Linked DNA regions of Mus musculus: region 2 is linked to region 1. A link is a loop called in an ENCODE intact Hi-C map of the cell type or tissue named here. Cell type or tissue: gastrocnemius. All regions are shown on one strand. Links, peaks and the distances in the headings refer to the core of each region. The heading gives the core; the rest is flanking DNA.

What was found. Hi-C counts contacts between places; a loop is a spot of excess contacts. Peaks named below come from ENCODE experiments on the same cell type or tissue, not always from the same donor. Only the 100,000 strongest peaks of a DNase experiment are listed, where the experiment ranks them.
Region 2: it touches region 1 in a loop (7-fold over the local background); 12 of 42 quality-filtered maps call a loop at or near these places.

What each region holds. Positions count from the first base shown.
Region 1 is chr5:129,412,264-129,422,336 of GRCm38, forward strand. No RefSeq gene overlaps it. Among named protein-coding and RNA genes, the nearest start is that of Gm34468, 76 kb to the right of the region's middle. In gastrocnemius, for the core only: a CTCF peak has its summit at 4,324 (motif pointing right); DNase peaks (open chromatin) are centred at 3,359 and 4,357; H3K4me3 peaks cover 575 bases; H3K27ac peaks cover 937 bases.
Region 2 is chr5:129,581,527-129,591,599 of GRCm38, forward strand. Mmp17 (matrix metallopeptidase 17) reads left to right here and starts at 2,643. Exons shown (of 10, transcript NM_011846.5): 1 at 2,643-2,922. The coding sequence starts at 2,767. In gastrocnemius, for the core only: a CTCF peak has its summit at 4,696 (motif pointing left); DNase peaks (open chromatin) are centred at 3,763, 4,695 and 5,067; H3K4me3 peaks cover 1,345 bases; H3K27ac peaks cover 95 bases.

The sequences.
Region 1 (10,073 bases), core at 3,245-5,744:
AAGCATCTTGCGTAATAAACTACACTCCCCCTACCCCCCCGTATGTAGCTCCGCTTCATACATGGTGTTGAATGGCATGTCATGGCACAGATGCAGAGTCAGAAGGCAGACCATCTGGTTACTGGGCTAGTAAGAAGGCAGACCATCAGGGCACTGGGCCAGTTAGAAGGCAGACCATCAGGGCACTGGGCCAGCCCTCAGTAAAGTCAAACAGAAACACAGAGACAACTCTCCTCGCCTTAAAGTTTTCTTGGGTGATTCACAAAATCTAAGCTTGTGATCCAAGCCATTTATGGCTGATTCTACTTTCTCAGCACTGGGAATATAAGCTTGTGCCACCACAGCTGGCTTTTTAAATGCAGGTCCAAGGGAACAAACTCTGGTGTTCATGCTTCCAAGGCTAACAATTCACCTGATCCTGGGGCTTACTGGCCTGCCAGCCTATCCTGATTGTGAGCTCTGTGCCAATGAGAGAACTTCCCACCTCCTCAAAAGTAATAACTCCATAAGAATGACACCAAGATTGACCACACACACACACACACACACACACACACACACACACACACACACACACACAGAGGCACACACAAGGATGCACACATACATATCTGCATGCATGGATGCATACACATATGCACAATTTCACATATATACATACATACACACATGTATGCACACACACATACACGCATGCATGACTGCACACCTGTACACAGACACAAATGCATATACAGACACACATGCATGAACAGACACATGCATGCATTCACATACATGCCAAAACAAAACAAAACAAGACAAAACAAAACAAAAGAAGGGATCTCATAGGTGACAGCTTATAGCTCATGAATTCCTGGAACAGAATGGACACATCCCAGATATGGCTGCAAGAGCAACTACATCAATATTTGCAAGGCAGACTGCAATGACAATGTCTGGAGTCAGGTGGCACCTAGAAGCCAATCCTGGTGACCCTGAGAATTAATTACAGTTACATTTGTGAAGTGGTACCCATCAAGATCAAATCTGCCGTGGCAAACAGGACTATAATTCCTTTCTTTTTGTGGCTCCAGTCTGGAAAAATCTAGTGCAATGGTTCTCAACCTTTGGGCCCTGACCCCTTTGGGGTCAAATGACTTTTAAATAGGGATCGCCAAAAAAAAAAAAAAAAATCACCATCAGAACACACATACTTCTGACAGTCTTAGGACCTGAGACACTGCTTCTCTCTCCATCTCCAGGCAGGTCTGCCGACATCCAGGTACGCCCACATAATGAGTACCAGGAACTGAATTAAAGGGTACTGCATTAGGGAAGCTGAGAACCACTGGTCTAGTGAGTGAATGAGTATTTTCAAAATCCTGATGGCCCCATTAATGCAGTTTAGATCTGCATTAGTACAGTGCCTGGTTGTCTGAGACACTATAGAACTTCAAAACTGGGGGGTGCTGCCTACGTTAGAGTGGGTGGAAAGCCAGCCATGTGCCACAGAGCTGCAAGATATGTCTTGGGCCACTGATGTCAATTTGGTGGTAGTAGCCTTAGTAGCTGGTCTCACTTCTCCAAACCAGTTTCTGGTATATGTGGGTATAGCATTTGCCTCAGAAATAACATAGAAGCTGGTAACCACAATTGCCACCCAAATACTCTTCGGGTACAGTGACATCACTGCTAACTTTTACCTTCAAGTTAGATGTTTTAAAATGGGGTGCACTGGTTGGTTTTTATTGTCTTTGTGACACACCTAGAGTTACCTCCATTAGATAGGCTTATGGTCATGTCTATGAAAGAAGGTCCTGTTGGCGATTGATGTGGGGTAGCCTCGCCCACTGTGGGCAGCACTATCCCTAGGCAGAGGGGCCTTGGCTGTATAATATTTCTGCACTTGTTTATTTTTTAAATATGATGCTGGGTATCAAAACTAGAACCTCATAGTACCAGGCTGTATCACCACCCCAAGTTGGCAGATTTGGGTCAGGGAGAAGAATTTAAACAGATCCCTACCCAAATTTGAACTATTATTCATGAGCATGAAAAAAATGCATAAATGAACAAGACACTAAGCTCAGCATCAAATGACTAAATCGAGACAAATTGGCCTCAATCTTGTCATTGCTTACAAATAAATGGGCAGCTGAGATTTGCAGTTCTTGCTCCAGGCCAGAATAATCCCACCACAGTCACAGGTTCAATATGTATGGAGTTAGCTGTTTCTGGTTAGGTGTACACTTTCCTGAAGATCACTGTGTCTGTGTGTGTGTGTGTCTGTGTGTGTGTGTGTGTGTAGTAGGATGTTCTCTGGCCAAAATGGAGCATGCTGGGGCCATTCGAGGGGTGGGCAGTGAAGGTGATCGAGGTGATCGAGCAACTGGCTGCAGATACCCTCTGCTCAGGATCTGGTAGTTGCTTTGTATGAGGCAGAGCCTTGTACCTTGTAGTGCAGAGCCTCGTGAAGTATATAGCTATGACAGTAAAGGCACAGGACCCTGGAGGGACAATGAAGCAGTGGTACGGGGAGAGGCTGTCCTACAGACAACAAGAGGGAGTGAGTCCTACCACAGGGAAGGTACTTGGGGTCCTGAGGGCTGTGAGACTATGTCAATGATCTGTTTCGGGTGGAATGTGAACTGGAGGCCCTACATGTTTGCTCTCTGGTTCTCTAGGGTTTCTTCGACATTGGGGAAGTTTCCTGCAAACATCCAGCTGTGATGGACCCCAACACCCACAGCACCAATCCTTTATCCCTTCCAGAACAAACTCAAAAGTCAGACCAGGATGGCAGCCAGAGAATCCAGGGTGCCCACTGTTCCTAATCCGCTATACTCCCAACATGCCCCTGTGAAGAGCTGGGTATACACACACACTCCAGAGAGGTGCGCTAGAGAACAAGACATGGCCATCTGAGACACCAACCAGGGACAAAGAAACCCAGCCAAACCTCCCCATCCAGGGGGGCCTTGGGAAATAATCAAATTTCCAAAGCAACAGGAAGCTTAGATTTCTTTCTGTTCATCACCAAGGCGAGGCTGAGAGGTTTGGAGACAGACCTAGCCTCCAGTGTGAGCTAAATTCTAAGCCACATCCCAAGGGTGAACAGCCCCCTGCAGACTCCTGACTCTCACATCGTAAACAGTCTATACAGACTGGCGAGGGAAACACAGCCTAAGTTTGCTTTCATGTTTTATCGGAGTACAAAGAAGGAAGGACCCTGTGGAATGGCATGGGAATGCAAACCGAGCGCCTCTGGAATGAAACAGAAAGCAAACCGAACTCACACTGCAGTGTCCTTATAAGGCTTTCAAAAGCTCTGTCATATTCTTGGGAACTTTGAAGGCATGTGTGGGGGCAGGGCGCTGTGTCTAGGGAGGACCAGCGTTGGCCTCTCACTGCTTGCCTCGGCCTGACCTTGAGATTCAGGGCTAGCAAGCATAGACTCCTGGCTGAGTTACAGGATTTCTGCCCCACCACGGACTTGCAGACCCCCTCAGCAAAGCCTGGATGGAGACTTCTCAGATAGTTCAAGGAACCAGAGGAGTCTTAACCGAGCCCTGAGCTGATGGAGCCGATCTCAGCGTCTTCTCCAAAGGGAACCAGGAGAGAAGCAATCTAGGGAAGTAACTAAATCAAGAAAACGGCGCAAGCAGTAACGCAGGACAGGGAAAGACTGGGTTCCAGACATATTTTTAATTATTTAAATATTAAATATAACTCTAGTCCTCCCACGGGGTGAAAGGGCACTCCTGGGACCTCCACTCCAAATTCGTTCGGCTCTAGTTCTGCTTTCTGGGTGACTCCACTGACACAGATGATGTCCTTTGCCCTGTTTTGCCTTTTGGGATCCATTATAGGGGTGACAGGGACTTTCAGGTCTGCATAGCTGATTGCTGTATGTATGTTCTCTCAGACTATCCTCTGCAAAACTGCTTCAGAGAGAGGGAAGAAGGAACTCAGACCAGCTGTCAGCATCAAGTTCCTACACGGGTTAGGGATGCTCTTGTCACTACTGACTCTAACACAAGATTTTAACACTTGCTACAACATGAGGCAGGCGTGGGGACCAGATCAGACTAACATGGGTACCAGAAGATGGGAGGTTTGCCTGCCTTCTGGGTCTCTGACTTCTCTCTAGGCAAACAAAGCGTCAGCTGCCCATCTTCAGGGACTTTTATTTGGAATGCATCCTGAAAAACTAGGGATGATTTGTTTGAATCCTGAGAGTCTCAAAAAAAAAAAAAAAAAAAAAAGAGACCAGTGAGCTTCTTTTATACTTTGGCATGACCAGTGTGACCCAGCTAACAGAGAAGAATGGCCAAAAGATGGCACTGTCCTCCGGCTAGATCTGTTCTGCCGATGAGAAAGAAGATAGAGAGTTCCAGTGTCCAGACTTTCTGTCTCTCCTTCTCCTCCCCTACCACTCCTCCTCCCCCTCCTCCTCGACATTCTCCTCCTCCTCCTCTTCCCCCTTCTCTTCCCCCTCCCTCCCATTCTCCTTCTCCTCCTCCCCCTCCTCCTTCTTCTTCTCCTCCTCCTCCTCTTTCTCTCTCCCTCTCTCCCTCTGAATGTGTGTGCCCATATGCACATGATCATGTGTGCATAGGTACACATGTATATGTGTATATATGTGGACACAAATGGAAGTCAGGGATCAACTTGAAAATGCTGTTTCTCAGGATACCATCCATCCTGCTTTTGGAAATAGCTGAGTGGGCTAGGTAGACTGCCAAAGAACCCCAGGGATACCCGTCTCTGCCTTCCCAGTGTTGAGATCACAACTATGTGCCCCCATACCTGGCTCTTCTGTGTACATTCTGGGAGATCAGACTTGGGGCTCCATGCTTCTGTGCGAAGAATTTGATCAACCCACCCATCTCTCTCAGCCTGCTAGGCTTTCCTTGTAAGAAGCAACCCCGACCTCTGTAAAAACTAAATTCAAGCCCAATTCAGATGTCCTGCTCTCTGAGTCAATATGATTTACCAAATTACACACTTGTCATGCAGACAAAATTCTACAGGGGATGAAATGAAGTATGACCTGGGCTTACCATAACATGGGGACCTAAGTGCCATCCTGTTATGTGTGTCCCCTTCTCCTGTCCCAAATACAAATGCTCTGGGTCTGGCCTGCCATCTCTGGCCCAACCCTGAGTCAACCGTCCAAGCTTCAACTTTCTCTTTCTCTTTTCATTTGCTAAATTCTCCAGGAAGGAAGGAAGGAAGGAAAGAAAGAAGGAAGGGAGGGAGGGAGGGAGGGAGGGAGGGAGGGAGGGAGGGAGGGAAGGAGGGAGGACTCTGCTGACACTCTTTCTAGTTTCAAGGAGAGCAGATGTCTTCTGTGTCCATGACTGCAGTTAGAGTTGACATATGAAGATTGTTGGATCCCTGGGGTTTTTTTTCCCTCCTTTTGGCTGTGCCTATATTAAGATACTTCTGCTATTCAAGGCTATTAGAAACTTTGCAGTCTTGGCAAGGTCTCACTAGAATGTAAGATTATGCAGCTCTCGGGCTTGCCTGAGACGGAGGGAAAAACGATGAAAGAGTTTTTTAGAAGCTGAAGCATCAGGCCAGCAAGATGGCTCAGTGGGTAAAGGTGCTTGTTAAAGCCTGTGCTTACTTAGACACACACAACACACATACACACACACAACATACACAACACACACACACACAACACACACAGAGAGACACACACACAACACACACACACACACACCACACACAGAGAGACACACACACAACACACACACACAACACACACACACACATGCGTGCAAAAGGATATACACACATACATTCTTAAGGTCAGAATACTGCTATAAACCTAGACTCTAGTCCCCTGGGTTGTTTGGTTTGGTTTGGTTTGGTTTGGTTTGGTTTGGTTTGGTTTGGTTTTTCGAGACAGGGTTTCTCTGTGTAGCCCTAGCTGTCCTGGAACTCACTCTGTAGACCAGGCTGGCCTCGAATTCAGAAATCCTGCCTCTGTCTCCCAAGTGCTGGGATTAAAGACATGCACCACCACTGCCCGGCTAGTCCACTGTTAAAATCAACAAGGCTCTTGTCAGATATTGATGTGCTCTGGCAACATTCCAAAGCTGATTGGTGGCGAGATGGCTCAGCGGTTAAGAGCACTGGTTGCACTTCCAGAGAACCTGACCTCAATTCCCAGCAGCCACAGAGTGGCTCACAACAGGGAAAAACACCGAGACACATAAAATAAATGTTTGTTTAATTAGGAACTGATTTCTAAAAAGGAACTGATAACTAATCGAGATGGTTACGTTTTCTGCACAGTTTGCCAGGTGTTTAGTTGGGAAACTGAATCTTAACAAAATTGGGATTTACTTAAAAACCATTTCAACTTATTATTTCTTTATTTTGGTCTCACCTTGATCTAGATGTTACATAAAAGTTAAAACTAAAAGACTGTGCCGCTGGGTGTTCAACAATCCTCACTTTGAGTCCTGAGGAATATAAAGAGAACAGCTAGTTGTCTGTTCTATGGTTTCCAAAGTCAACCAGAACCCATGGGCTGAGGGTGATGGGAGTCATAGTTCTGTAAGTCTAGTAAGCCATGGACCCTCTTGGGCGGAGGATGATGGTGGTCGTAGTCCTGTAAGTCTGGTAACCCATGGACCGTCTTCATCAGAGAAGTCATGGATGCTCCTGAGGTTGATTCTATAATCAGTGTATATCCTGCCGAGAAGAGGCCCTGGAGAGGAAATGCCCTGTGTTCTTCCAAAGGAAGTCACGTGGTCAGCAGGATCCTGACCCTTCCCAGCAGAGGGCACTCCTGGTGTGGAAACCATTGATATTGCTTAAGAGTCTCATCTACTCCCAAGGACTACCCCTAGCAAGTCTCAACTGACCTCCATGATTCAAAGGAAAAAGGTCACATTTTGGTAACCAACATGATCTTGAACACTGAACGGGAAGATGCAACCCAAACTGACCAGTGATGGAGGCTGGTGAGAGGATGGCTCAGTAGGTAGAGGTACTTGCTGCCAGTCCTGATGATCTGAGTTCTATCCCCAGGACCCCCAGGGTCGAAGAAGAGAACTGACTTCTGCTAAACACCCTCTGACTTCCACTTCTACACTGTGACCGACACACCCTAAGTAAATAAATCAATGTCTAAAACAAGTAGATTAAAAATCAAAAGTGGTTATACAAAGTAAATCCTCTGCCTCCATGACATAGGAGTTCTTGCCTTTCCAGTGTCTTCCTTAATGGGTAGAGCCTCCCTTAATGCCAGGGCTGCTATGCTTGAATGAGTATGACCATGTATCTTAGTTAAGGTTTCCACTGCTGTGAAAAGTCACCATGACCAAGGCCACTCTTATAAAGGAAAACATTTAATTGGGACTGGCTTACAGTTTCGGATATTCAGTCCATTATCATCATGGTGGGAAGCATGGCAGCATGCGGGCAGACATGGTGCTGAACAGGGAACTGAGAGTCCTACATTTGACCCTAAGACAACCAGGAGGAGACTCATTCTTCTGCACTGGACAGAGCTTGAGTGCTAGGAGTCTTCAAAGCCCGCCTACATAGTGGAACACTTCCTCCAACAAGGCCACACCTCCTCCAATAAGGCCACACCTCCTAATAGTGCCACTGCCCACAGGCCAACCATATTCAAACCACCACACCATGTCTCCTCATCCCTCAATTAAGTCTCCTGTATTATACAATGATTTCACTCCCAGGATCCTTATATGTCCCATCAAGTTAGTTTCTTCCAGACTTCGACAAATTCAAATAAATGGATAAGCCACAGAGATATTGGCTCATCTCTCTCAGAATAGGTCTTGAGTCATCAAATCCTACGTAGGATAAAATAAGACAAAAACTTCTGTGAGCCTCTCCAGACAGCAGTCTCTCCCATCACATACATCTGTAGGTTCCCGTATCCCCTTTCTTACAGTTTTAATTTTGCTTTATTTTTTGGCCCTTGTTCACTTGGTCTTCTGCTGTGAGTGATCTAGTCTACATTCCAGAGCTCAAATAATAATAAGTACAGGATTCTAATCACCTTCCTTTATGAGGAACCCTGGATTGTCCTGGCCTGCTAACCGACAGCAAAAGCTGCAAATCCCTAACCCCCATGCTTGCTTCCCTTTTCAGCTGGAGGCAGCAAGGCCCCAGCATCCAGTTGGTTTAAAGAGCTTAGAGGTTTGGTCCTTGAGAAAGGGGATGGTACCAGGCAAGCAAGGAGTTCCAAGCGAACCAAGAACACTGCAGCCAGATCCTGGAGGCCGTGCGTCCTGACAGTCAGACCCCCACTTTGTGGTTAGATGCCCCTGAAGCTGCAGCAGTCAGGTTGTTTCCGCCATGTCGGGTAGTTTCCCAGATATCACACCTGTGCACTAACTATGGATCCACATCTTCTAAAACCTCATTAGTGTATCGCTAGCATTGTGGTTTAGAGGTCTGCTCCCTTTAGTTGGCTTTTCTGAGGGATCATGAGGAGTTCATGAGCCCATAAATATGTGACCACCTAATGAATATTCATTAAAATTTCTCCAAGATCCATAGCACAGAAAGCATCAGGCTGCTCCACCAACGCCTGCCTTTCCCTTCCTGTCTCTGTCTCCGTCTCTCTCTGGGTGTCTTAGTTTCTGTCTCTCTCTGTGTTTCTCTGTATCTGTCTGACTCTCTATCTGCCTGTCTCTGTCCTCTTTCCCTCTCCCTCTCCCCCCCCCCCCCCATTTTGGAGCCCTTATTTTGCTTTGGCAAATACTTGTATGCTTAAACTATCATATCTCTTGGCTGAATTCTTCACAACAATAAGGACCGGAACTTAAGAGACCTCTCAGTGGTTAGAGCACTGGCTGCTCCTGCAGAGGACTCAGGTTGATTCCCAGCATCCACATGGTGGCTCACAACAGTCTCTAACTCCAGTTCTAGATCTGGCTCCCTCTTCTGGCCTCTGCAGGTATCAGGCATGTGGTACCTAGATGTGCAGACAGGCAAAAACACCCATGCACATTTAGAGAGGGAGAGGGAGAGGGGGAGGGGGGAGGGGGAGGGAGGAGGGGAGGGGGAAGGGAGGGGGAGGGGAGGGGGAGGGGAAGGGGGAGGGGAGGGAGAGGGAGAGGGAGAGAGAGAGAGAACGGAGAGATTATAAGAAAGATGGGAGGTGTTGAAAGAAGTAATAGCCATGATTTTGCTAAACTCAACAAGAAGCATTAGTCTGCACATTTCCCAAGCTCAGCCAACTACAAAGGGAATGGAAATATGCACACCACAGCTATCGTCAAACTGTCAAAATAGAGAATTTTCAAAGGAACAAGTTAAAAGTGAACCCTTCACATACAAGGGCGCCTCTGTAACAACTAATGCTTTATCGTGAGGACCTTCAGAGGCTGGAGCAGGAAATGGCACCATCCCACAGTAAAAGCAGACCAATGGGAATAACAAATCCAAAGAAACAAACTAAGGAGGCATCAACAAAGGAGCTTACTGCTGGTAGATCAAGTCATACAGAGTCGTTTCCCCCCCCCCCCCCCAACACACACATTCTGATCTTAGCTCATTTTTACAGCAATAGTGTGGTTCACTGTGTGCATAATTGTATCATCAGACCAACTTTATGTTTTAATGTATTTTCATCATGGCAGAAGGGGCAAATGGGAATGCAGCTGTATTGGGTGACAAAAAAAAAGATGGCAGATGGACATGGAATGCATGGAACAATGCTGGCTGTATAAAGTGATAACCAGAAACACACATGGAACATAAAATACCCAACTGTAACAAATGTAACTTCAATGTCAAAAAGTCTGGGAGGGAGAAAGCACTGGGAGACTAGGCCATCTGTGTCTCTTTGAAGTTGAGTTAGTTATCAGGTTGGGCTGGAGAGAAGACCCAGTGGACAAGAGTGCTTGTTTTTGCAGAAGACGAGGGGTTGATTTCCAGCAACCACATGGTGGCTCACAACCATCAGTAATTCTAGTTCAAGACTTCCAAGGCCCTCTTCTCCCTTCTATAGGCACCAGGCACGCAAGTGGTACAAATACATACATGCAGACAAAACAGTCGTGCACATAAAGTAAAATAAATAAATCTAAATA
Region 2 (10,073 bases), core at 3,574-6,073, 170 kb after region 1:
TAAGGAGGGACCCATGCTGAGGTGTCCCTCTGAGAAATCACGCCATGGGACAGACCTGATGTAAGGGAGGTTTATTTGGAATGGAGGGGAGGGGACTGAGGACCTGGAGAAGGAGTAGAGGCAGACAGAGCCACAGGGCAGAGAAAGCAGGGATAGAGAAGGACAGAAAGAGAGACTGGCCAGGAACACGTGAGAACAGAGAAGGGGGAGGGAAAAAGAGGGGGGGGGAGAGGAGTTAGACAGGAGATGGGGAGAGTGGGGAGAGACAGAGAAAGGGGCTGGGGTACTTCTCTTATATGCTGTCAGGTGATGAGAGCCATATGATGACCTAATCTGTTGCTCGGTCGCTGGGAAGAGTCTAGCAAAATTGTCTGTAAGCCAACAAACTCTCCTGTGGCTTCTCCCCTGTTCTTTCGTCTGCTCCTTTGGAGTTTTGTTAAAACCACTTCCAAAACTCTCGAGCCCAGTTGGCCTGCAGCTCACCATCCTCCTGCCTCTGCCTCCCCAAACGCTGGAGTTTCAAAGTCCTGCTACCATGTCCGGGCCTCCTCTGCTTCTATCAGATCACTTGACAGTGGATTTGGGGGTCACCTAGACAATCCCCAGTGAGCTTATCTCAAGTTTTTTTTTAACTCAATTATAACTACAAGGACCCCCATCCTAGCTGGGTATGGGAGAACACAGTTAAAATCCTAGCACTCGGGGGCTGAAGCAGGACACAGTTCTAAACAAACCAAAAAAGATTCCTATCCATCTAAGAGTATATCTGTAGTGTCAAGTAGACATTTACCAAACTATAGGAGACCTGGAAGAAACTCCCAGAGCCAGATAGGCAAAGGCAGGGCACCTTGGGAGGAGGTACCAGTTAGAATTGGCAGAGTCAAGGGGACAAGGGTCTGGAGCCAGAGCCCCTAGAGCCACCCATTCCTGAACCAGTTCTTTTGTCCCCAATTTGCTCCACATTTCTCTGAGATTTCCTTTCCACATAGGGACATCATTTAGGAGAGGCCCAGAGACCTCAGAACAGATAGAAGATGGGGCCACCCGAGCTTTGAAGCTGATCTCAGAGGGCCTACGAATGCAATACGTTTCTCTCTTCTTGTCTAACAGGAGAGCATCGATCTTCTCCCTAGGGACCGAACCGACCTTCCTTCTAATGCAGCATGAACTAATGTCATGCATTAATATTGTAAACCTGACGGGCTGTAGGATCTCCTAGGAAACAAGTCTCCCAGCACACCTGTGAGAGATTATCTAGATTAGGTTAGCCTCTGGACACGCCTCGAAGGGATTATCCAGATTAGGTTAATTGAGATAGGAAGACCCATTTTTAACTAACTGTGGGCAGTACTGTTCCACGGGTTGATAGGGAGTTTGTTCCACATAGCTAAACACCCGGGAGATGCTACTGTCTTGTGGCTGCGCACTCTCTGTCTCTAGGGCTTTCTCGTGTCAAGGTCCTAACCCCCGCCCTCCCACCCCCCAACCCACGGACCCATCTCAAGCTGGTGCAGAATCTAATCTTCTCCCCAAACCACCCAGACCCCCGAGAGCAACAGGGTATGGATAGACACCAGCTGGGAGTTGAGGGAGGGAACTTTGCCTTCAAAGCAGGGAGTCACCCACCCTCTCCTTTAGAGGCATCATCTAAACCTCAGTGTCCGCGTGCAAACAATAAATAGACTGTAATCCTAACGACACCGAGGGACTAGAGAAACCCGCGGGGAAGGGGCTGGAGACCCAGCCGCTGGGGCGGGGGCTTGGGGTGGGAGGGCGCTGGTTTTGAACTCTGTCCCTTGGCCCAGCCAGTTTCCACATTGTCACTCCACATTGTCTCCTACTTAGGTATTATTTTCTCTGGACCTCAGTTTCTTTGTGTACAAATTGGGAACTATGGTTTCCACTTCTTACGGGTTGCGAGAAAGAAAATTTCATCTGTAAAGTGCTGAGCGGGTGCCAGATCCCAGCTAATGTTTGCTATTCATAGCCTCCCGGCTCACGGAGATAGAACGGGTCCAGCCCGCCGGAAGCATGGGGGGTTCACTCCCCGCCCCTCAAAACAAAGTCTCTTTTTTCACACCTGATGCAGACCCTCAGCAGCAGAGGCTAGATGCTCCCTGGCGGACTAAGGGGAAAAGGTGCTCTGTGCCCAAGGCTCCATACAGGACTCAGGTGTGCTCTCGGCCTAGTCTCCCGTCCTAAGCCCCTACTCCCGCCCACGCTCACCCATCCCATCCCACCCCATGCCCCCGCTCCCTCCTACGCTCTCTTGTATCACACTAATCCCCTCCCCCACCTCCGATCTCTCAGAATCGGGGTGCTTACTCCCACTCGCCCCAAGACTCTGTGGCCCGCGGGCTCCCCCGTGTGCCCATCACGCGCGCTGCAGCGGTCTTTAGGTCCTAAGTGACCTGAAACTAAACCAAGGGTTCTAGCAGGCGACCAGGGGGCGCGTCCAGAGGACGGCAGAGAACTCTAGGACACTCGCAGCCCGATCCGCCGGCTCCCTGTCTGCAGCAGTGCTCCAGCCTTCGGGGTGGGCAAAGCTTCTGTGCCATTACCGGGTCCCGCCCGCGCGGGGGCCCCTTTAAGGGAGTGGGCGGGGCGATGTTTATTAGCATACATTAGCATGGCCCTGCCCCGGAGGCGGGCGGGCGCGCGGCTCAGTCCCGCGGAGCGGAGCGGTGCGGGCGCGGAGCCGAGCGAGGCGCGGAGCTGGCTGCTGGCGGGTGCGGGGACCCTCGCCACCCGACCTGGGAGAGCGGGATGGGACGCCGCCCGCGGGGACCTGGGTCCCCCCGGGGACCTGGCCCTCCACGCCCCGGGCCGGGGCTGCCACCACTGCTGCTTGTACTGGCGCTGGCGGCCCATGGGGGCTGCGCAGCGCCCGCGCCCCGCGCGGAGGACCTCAGCCTCGGGGTGGTGAGTGAACGACAGGGGCACGGGACCCTGGGCACTCGGGAGCCGAGTCCCCAGGCGCTCACGAGGTGCAAGGGAGAAGGGAGACTCGCCCTTGCTCCTTTCGGAGAGGTGCGCGAATCCCGGTGAGGCGGGGGTGTGGGGGGGAACCCATTTTTAAGACAGAGAAACTGAGGCTGGGGCTCGGGCTGCTCGAGGCTCACGCTTGCAGGTCTAGGAGGATGCCGGTCCCTTTCCCGCTCCGTGCAGTCGTGCGCCGCAGCCGCGGGCGCCCCGGGGAGGTGGTCGCCCAGCCGGAGCCTGGTCTCTGGTTAAAAGCAGCTCCACAGAGACCTCTGGCGGGGTGACCGGTGTCACAGACGCCCGGAGCGGTGCGCCCCGCGAGCTTCGCGGCCGGAGTGGGAGGTCAGGGGCGCGCACCCCAGGCCGGGGACGCGCCTGTGGGCGTCCGGAAAACCTGGGGTTCCCGAGTTTGCCCCGCTGACGATGTTAGAAGAGCCTCCCGCACGGCGAGCGTGCCGCGACCCCGTCTCCCTCCTCCACCGGAGCGATCGGCCTTGTCCCGCCGGTGCGGGTGACAACCTCTGCTGTGTCAAGCCCGCTGCCGTCCCCATCCCGCCAACTCCCACTGCCAGAGCTTAGCTAGGCACTCCAGCTTGGGGACCCGGGTACCGGCTTCTTCCCACCTCTTGCCCACCCTCCTGACTGAAGTCGGGTTTGGAAACCCGCAGGAGACCCGGAAGGTTTCGATCAGACTTTATGGCTCCGCAGGCCCGCGAAGCCCTCTGCAAAGGCGCGCGCGGTGACTAGAGCCCGCTTTCGAGGAGGAGGAGGAGGCCCCGGCCTGGGTTCCTTAGATCTGGAGACCCGGCCAGGCGCGGCTTCCTGATTGGCACAAGCCAGCCAATATCCTAATGGGGTCCTGGCAGAGTCCGCTTTCCACGGGCGGTTGGCAACGAGGACTCCTACACCTCAGGTCTAGGCAAGGTGTCATGGAGATTTCCTGCTGGAGGAGACACTGGGGCGGGAGCAACCTCCAGTTTGGCAACATTTGCCCCTGGATCTGAGAGGGGCAGACTCTGCCACCCCCCAGGCATCTGAGGTGGCAGCGACCCATGCTTTCTCTGCCCACTTGCAGATGTCTGAGGGTCCCCTGAGGTGGCTTCTTCCCACTCCAGTGGCCTCTAAAATAGGGGTTCCTCACGTTCCTGATCCTAGGCTTTCATAGCTGGCTCCCCGATGCCATGAGCATTAGGACATCCAGACCCAGTTCTGGTGGGTGACAACAGAGTCCAGACGCACCCTCCCCCCCCCCCCCCCCCACACACACACCGTCTTCCTTCAAGCTTTCAGTGTATCTCTAACGGGACTGGTTAGGGGACAGGAGACAGAGCGAGGGAGGAGTCAGGGCGAGGGAGCCCCTGCCCATCCAAGTTCTTAATCAGGCCCAGTGTACTTAGGAAGTTTGCAGCAGCGGACCTCGGTGGTTGAGGTGGGGTTGGCTCCTCCCCCTGGCACCTGTGGGCTTCATCCGACTTTTCCCCTCCCCTACTGAGTTCCTGAGCACTCCAGGGTCACCAACCCACCAGCACCCTGAAGATCTCACTAACCAGGGTATGTGACTCCAGGCTTGCCAGAGGCAGCAAAACCCTGTCGTCCAATCCTGGGTAAGGCGGGAGGGTGCCGCAGGCAGCCTCCTGCCCAGGACAATACCCTCCCGGGTGTGGGAACCGGGTCCTGCCCGCCTCTCCTTTGGTGGCGGTGGGGGCGCCCTCTGGTGGCCCTCTAGGGAATGGCACCTAAGAGCTTGGGGCGCAGGGGCACTCACTGAGCTGCAAACGATGGGCGGGCTTTGGGTGGGAGCTTTCTGATGCCCCTCAGACCGCCCTCTGCGGGCTGTTGAGCGCATTCAGGTCTGGATGCCTCGGAGGAGAAGGACGCCTTTGTGTTTGTGATCAGCCGCTGCCAGACACCGCTAAATCCACGGCTGGGCAGGGAGGGGCGAGCGCCTGTGAATAAAGCCGGGAAGAGGCCCCCAGGCCCCCTGAAAGGACCCGCAGGATGTGGTTTCCTCACAGCTCAGTGGGGCCTGGCTTTGTCACTCCGTTTCTTAAGTGGTTGCACAGAGCCAAGTGTGCAACCCCAGGGAAGGTTCTGGAGAGTGGCGTCCCGGAGGCCTTTCCAAGCGTCCAGCTGGATAGCCAGGGGGAAGTGGACAGTTCAGACACAGCCAGATCAGGCCCTGGGTGGCACACTCTGCAGGTTTCATTCGCCACCTGTCTTGGAAAATGTTTCATCCGCTGCCTGGCTCTGCAGGTTCTGCCGCCCGTCAGCCCCTCATATTTCATTTACAAATGTCATACCACTCAGCCCGGCCTAGCTCCGTAGTGGATGCCGTGTTGCCGTGTCTCAGAAGCACCAAGCAGTCGTAGCTTCTGATGGCCCACGGTTCCTGGGGTTCTGCCTGAGAGCCCCCTTCATGCTACTCGAATGAGCCCAGCAAGTTTCTACCCAGAAGTCTCCTCCTGTGGCAAAGTTTCTCCCACTGTCGGCACCACACAGCAGGGCAGGTTCAGATCTTCATTGCAAATATGCCTACAACTGAAGGCTAGTTACTGGGGGAATAAACAAAGACCCTGAGGGTGGGACCAGTGGTGACAGGTGAAAGCAGGGACACAGAGTGCTGGGTTTGCCCGTGTGACCCCCTCTTGAAGCCTGAGCCACCTACCTGTGCAGACCTTAAACTCCCTCAGCTCTCAGCATCTTTTCTGGACCATGCAGGAATTCCCTCTTCTCCCCATGGCTTCATTCTAGGAACTACAGTTCACTGTGAATACAAACCAAGATAGCCAGGAGATTAAACAGAGATTGAGCCAGACCTGCTGATACAGGCACTCATTATGGGTGCCCAGAAACTGAGGCAGGAGGATGGTATTAAGGCCAGCGTGGGTTATGGGGTGACTCTCTTTAAAAGTGGAAAGAAGGCTTAGAGGCATATTTCAGCACAGAGCACTGGCTGCCAGCCCTAGCCCCACCAAATAAACCTGGCATGGTGGCACGTACCTGTGACCGCAGCACTGGGAAGCAGAGGAAAGAGGATACGGTATTTAAGGTCATCTTTGGCTACATAGAGTTCAAGGCTAGCCCGAGCAACATGAGATGACTTCTTTAAAAGGACCAATTCTGGGCGTGGTGGTGTATGTACCCTTAATCCTATAATCCCAGCTCACAGGAGGCAGAGGTGGATCTTAAGAGTTCAAGACCTGGTCTTTATAGGGAGTTCCAAGCCAGCCAGAGCTACCTAGCGAGACACTGTTTCAGGAAAATAGAAAGAAGATGAGTCTGGGTGTTAGTTTTAGTTGGTCTTAGTTCCGTGGTTCTCAACCTGTGGGTGGAGACCCCTTTGGGGGTCGAATGACCCTTTCACATGGGTCATGTATCAGCTATCCTGCATATCAGGTATTTACGTTGTGACTCATAGTAGTAGCAAGATTCCAGCTATGAAGTAACAATGAGAATAATTTTATGGTTGGGGGCATTCTCCACCACATAAGGAACTGTATGTATGAAAGGGTCACAGCATCAAGAAGGTTGAGAACCACTGGCCTAGGTTTTTTTGTTTTTTTTTTTAATTGCTTCGACCAAGGTAACTTCAAAATGGAAGTGTTTATTGACACAGCCCCAGAGGGGTAGAGGTCACGTTAGCAAGGTTGAAGAACTAGCTGCCAGAACAGCCGAGAACTCATGTCTCAGGTGGCAGGAAGCAAGCACACTGGGAATGGTTTGACACCTCAAGCCAGGTCCCCAGGGACACACCTCCTAATCCTCCCCAAACAGCAGTACCGACTGGAGACGGCGTGTTCATACAGAAGAACCTGGGGTGGGGTGGCCACTTTCATCCAAACCACTGCAGAGCTCATTGGTCTAGCATGGGAAGTGCCCTGAGTTCTGTCTAACACACACACACACACACACACACACACACACACACACACACAGAGAGAGAGAGAGAGAGAGAGAGAGAGAGAGAGAGAGAGAGAGAGAAACTAGGAAACAAAATGTCCTGGCTTCGCACTTTGCTTTGGTTTGAGACAGGGTCTCCCTGTATAGCCATGGCTAACCCGGAGCTCACAGAGGTCTGCCTGCCTCTGCTTCCTGAATGCTGGGCTTAAAGGTATGTGTCACCACACCTGGCCACCCTGTGGATAGCTACTGTTGGGACCCTTTTACCTAGACCTGGGCTGGGTCCCACACTACTGCTTAACCTGCTCTGTGAACCAACAGATCACAGGCCTTCAGTCTTCTCTCCTTTCAAATGGGCCTGTAGGAGCAGGCTGTGCTTAGGGGGAGAAGCTGGGGAAGTTCAGGAGGCTTGCAGGGCACTCTCCAGTGAGGACACTGCTGGGGGCCGTCTAGGGTACGTTAGACGTCTTTGCTCTTAACTGTAAACATGGAGGATTTATTAACACTTGGCCCTGGGTCTGCGTACAGGCCAGTGCCGGCACATGGAGGAGAAACAGCTCAAGCATTGCTGGGCACCTGGCTTGCAGAAACGATGGCATGGATGTGTGGTCTTCACACAGCCTGACATCCCCTCATAGCTCCACGTCTCACTCTGGGCTCATCTCCAGACCCTTCACTCACTGGTGTGCATGTCCTTTCTAGACTCTGATGCTTAGCTACTTCCTGCATCAAAGGCTCACACCCACTCCTCCCAGGATGAATGTTCTTCCCAGGGCTCCTCACCTAGACAATCCCGTGTCTACCCAGAACAACTTCCTGGGTGTCCGTCTAACTGTCCCCTCTGTCACATCTCTCCCTTCCCTGTCAGTGGCTACAGGATAAGCTCAGAAGCCAGCCGGCTCCAGCCCCAGTTCTGCACTCTCAGGCTGTGTGACTGGGTCCGTGCCCTCCCTCACCTCTCTATGCTTCTCTCCCCTCGATTGTAAAATGGGGTTACGGCAGCTCCCATTTCATTGGGCAGACTTACCCAGTGCCGGCTCTGCTCAAAGGAGACCACAGAGAACAAAACCAAACAAAAACCAGAGCTCACCATCCTCCACACATCCTGGGGCTTGTGGGGTGCTTTTGCGATAGGAAGCATTCAGTGGGCCTTAGCTCAGGGTCACTGGAGCAGTTGTCACCAGAACCAAAGCAGCCTGCCACACTGTGCGCATGGCCTTCCTCCATCCTCCCCTCCTCTCTAGACAGACCTGCCCTGGTCTGCCTAGCACTCCACAGACAGCCCTTGCCACAGCCAGGAATACCCAGGCATGGGATCACTCCGGCTACCTATTAGGATCTATCTTCATAAAAGGGTCATGCAGGGGCTGCAGAGGGGTTCACCCGGTAAAGTGCTTGCCGTGCAAGCATGAGGACCCGAGTTCAACCCCCAGAACTTGTGTTTACAAAGCTGGTCATGGGCCTAGCGAGATGGCCCGGCCGTTAAGAGCATGGACCTAAGACCCACATTTGATTCCCAATTCCTACAACAGGTGACTCACAATTGCCTGTCACTCTAGCTCCAGGGGACCAGATGCCTCTGGTCTGCTTGGTCACCTGCACTCAGGTACAAGTACCACAAGAAATATATATTTATTATATATAAATATAAGCTTGGCATGGTAGAACATACTTGTATTTCTGGCACTGGGGAGGCAGAACTGGGGGGGGGGTCCCCTGGAGCTTTCTGGCCAGACTTTCTTGCCTCTTCAGTGAACTCCAGGCCAGTGGGGGACCCTGTCTCTAAGGAGCTGAACAGTGCTCCTGAGGGTAACACCTGGCTTGTTGTCCCCTGGCTTTCGTACACATGCCTACACATTAATAAATAAACGAGTCGAGTATCCCATGTGCTGTGTAACTGTGGACAGGTTACCCGGCTCGTCCGGGCCTCGGTTTCCTCCCCTGTAACTGGGGCTCCCACTGGTGTTGCCCTTACAAGGGTCTGGGGGGCTTGATGGGGAAGAGGATAGTAGGTAGGAAGTGGGTGGCCAAAGGTGGCACTACCCATGGACTATAGCACCTATTGTTCTCATTTATATATTAGTGATTACCACAAACTTCATATACATGTGATACATATGTACACACACACATCAGGAGCTGCTGCTGCTTCTGACACTGGTTAGAAGGACAAGAATCTGAATACAGCTTCTGGGCCTCAGTTTCCCTACTTGTGAGAAGTGGCTAGCAGTATGTTTGCCTCCAGCTGGTGGGTCCAATTGGAGAGGGATAAGGGATGGCTGTAAGATTCACAGCAATAGCCCGGGTGCCAGGCAAGCTCTGCAGGCTCCTGGGGCTACACATGGCACCTGACCAAGGCTGTGGGTAGAGCTGCCCAGGTTCCAAGAGACACGGTAAAGTCAGCTACCGGGGGCTTGGGCGGCGGCTGCACTCTATAAATTTGCTAAAATCGTCTGAAGGATTTTAGCGCTGTATATATTATGCCTCGTTAGAGCTGTGAAAAGATGCACATTGTGTCAAATGGTGATAAACGCAACAGCAAGATGGGAAAGAGGAGGGAGCCCGGCATTCACTCACTGACTGCGTGTTTACATCTGTGCAGGAATCCCTGACTGGCCCAGCTAGCTGACTTAGTACTGGTCTGCAGTAATGGTCCCGTTCTCTGACTGGGCTAACAGGAAAGGGTATCCGCCCTTGGGGGTGGGACTCCCCTTCTCCTGGCCCCACCCCTTCCCTAGTGGCCTTCTGGAAGGTTCACCCTGAGCCTCACAGCATCCGCCTGCTGCAGCCTCCGTTGCCCAGGAGACAGCGGTCTGTCTCCGTGGTGACAGTGGAAGGAGGACCAGGCCGCCAAGCAGGAAGCCAGCGGCCCAGGACAGGGTGTGTGGTCCCAGCTCTATAGGTATTAGGAGACAGGGAGAGAAAGTGAGGGGGTCCGGAGGTCTGACCTCTGGCCATCCTGTTGCAGCCGCTGAGGTTGGGAGGGGCTTGTACATCTTCAAGGATAAGAGCAGGTCAGGTGAGGTGATAAGGGACTGGCTGGTTGCTAGCTGTAAGGTGCTGGTCCAGGCTGCCTATTCTGCAGAAATCGTGTCCTCTCGGTGGCTTTTGTCAGCCTAGGCAGCCCTAAGTCCCCTAGGCTAAGTGCCACCTCAGTGGCCCGTTATCCTCATTTGGCATTTAACAGCCAC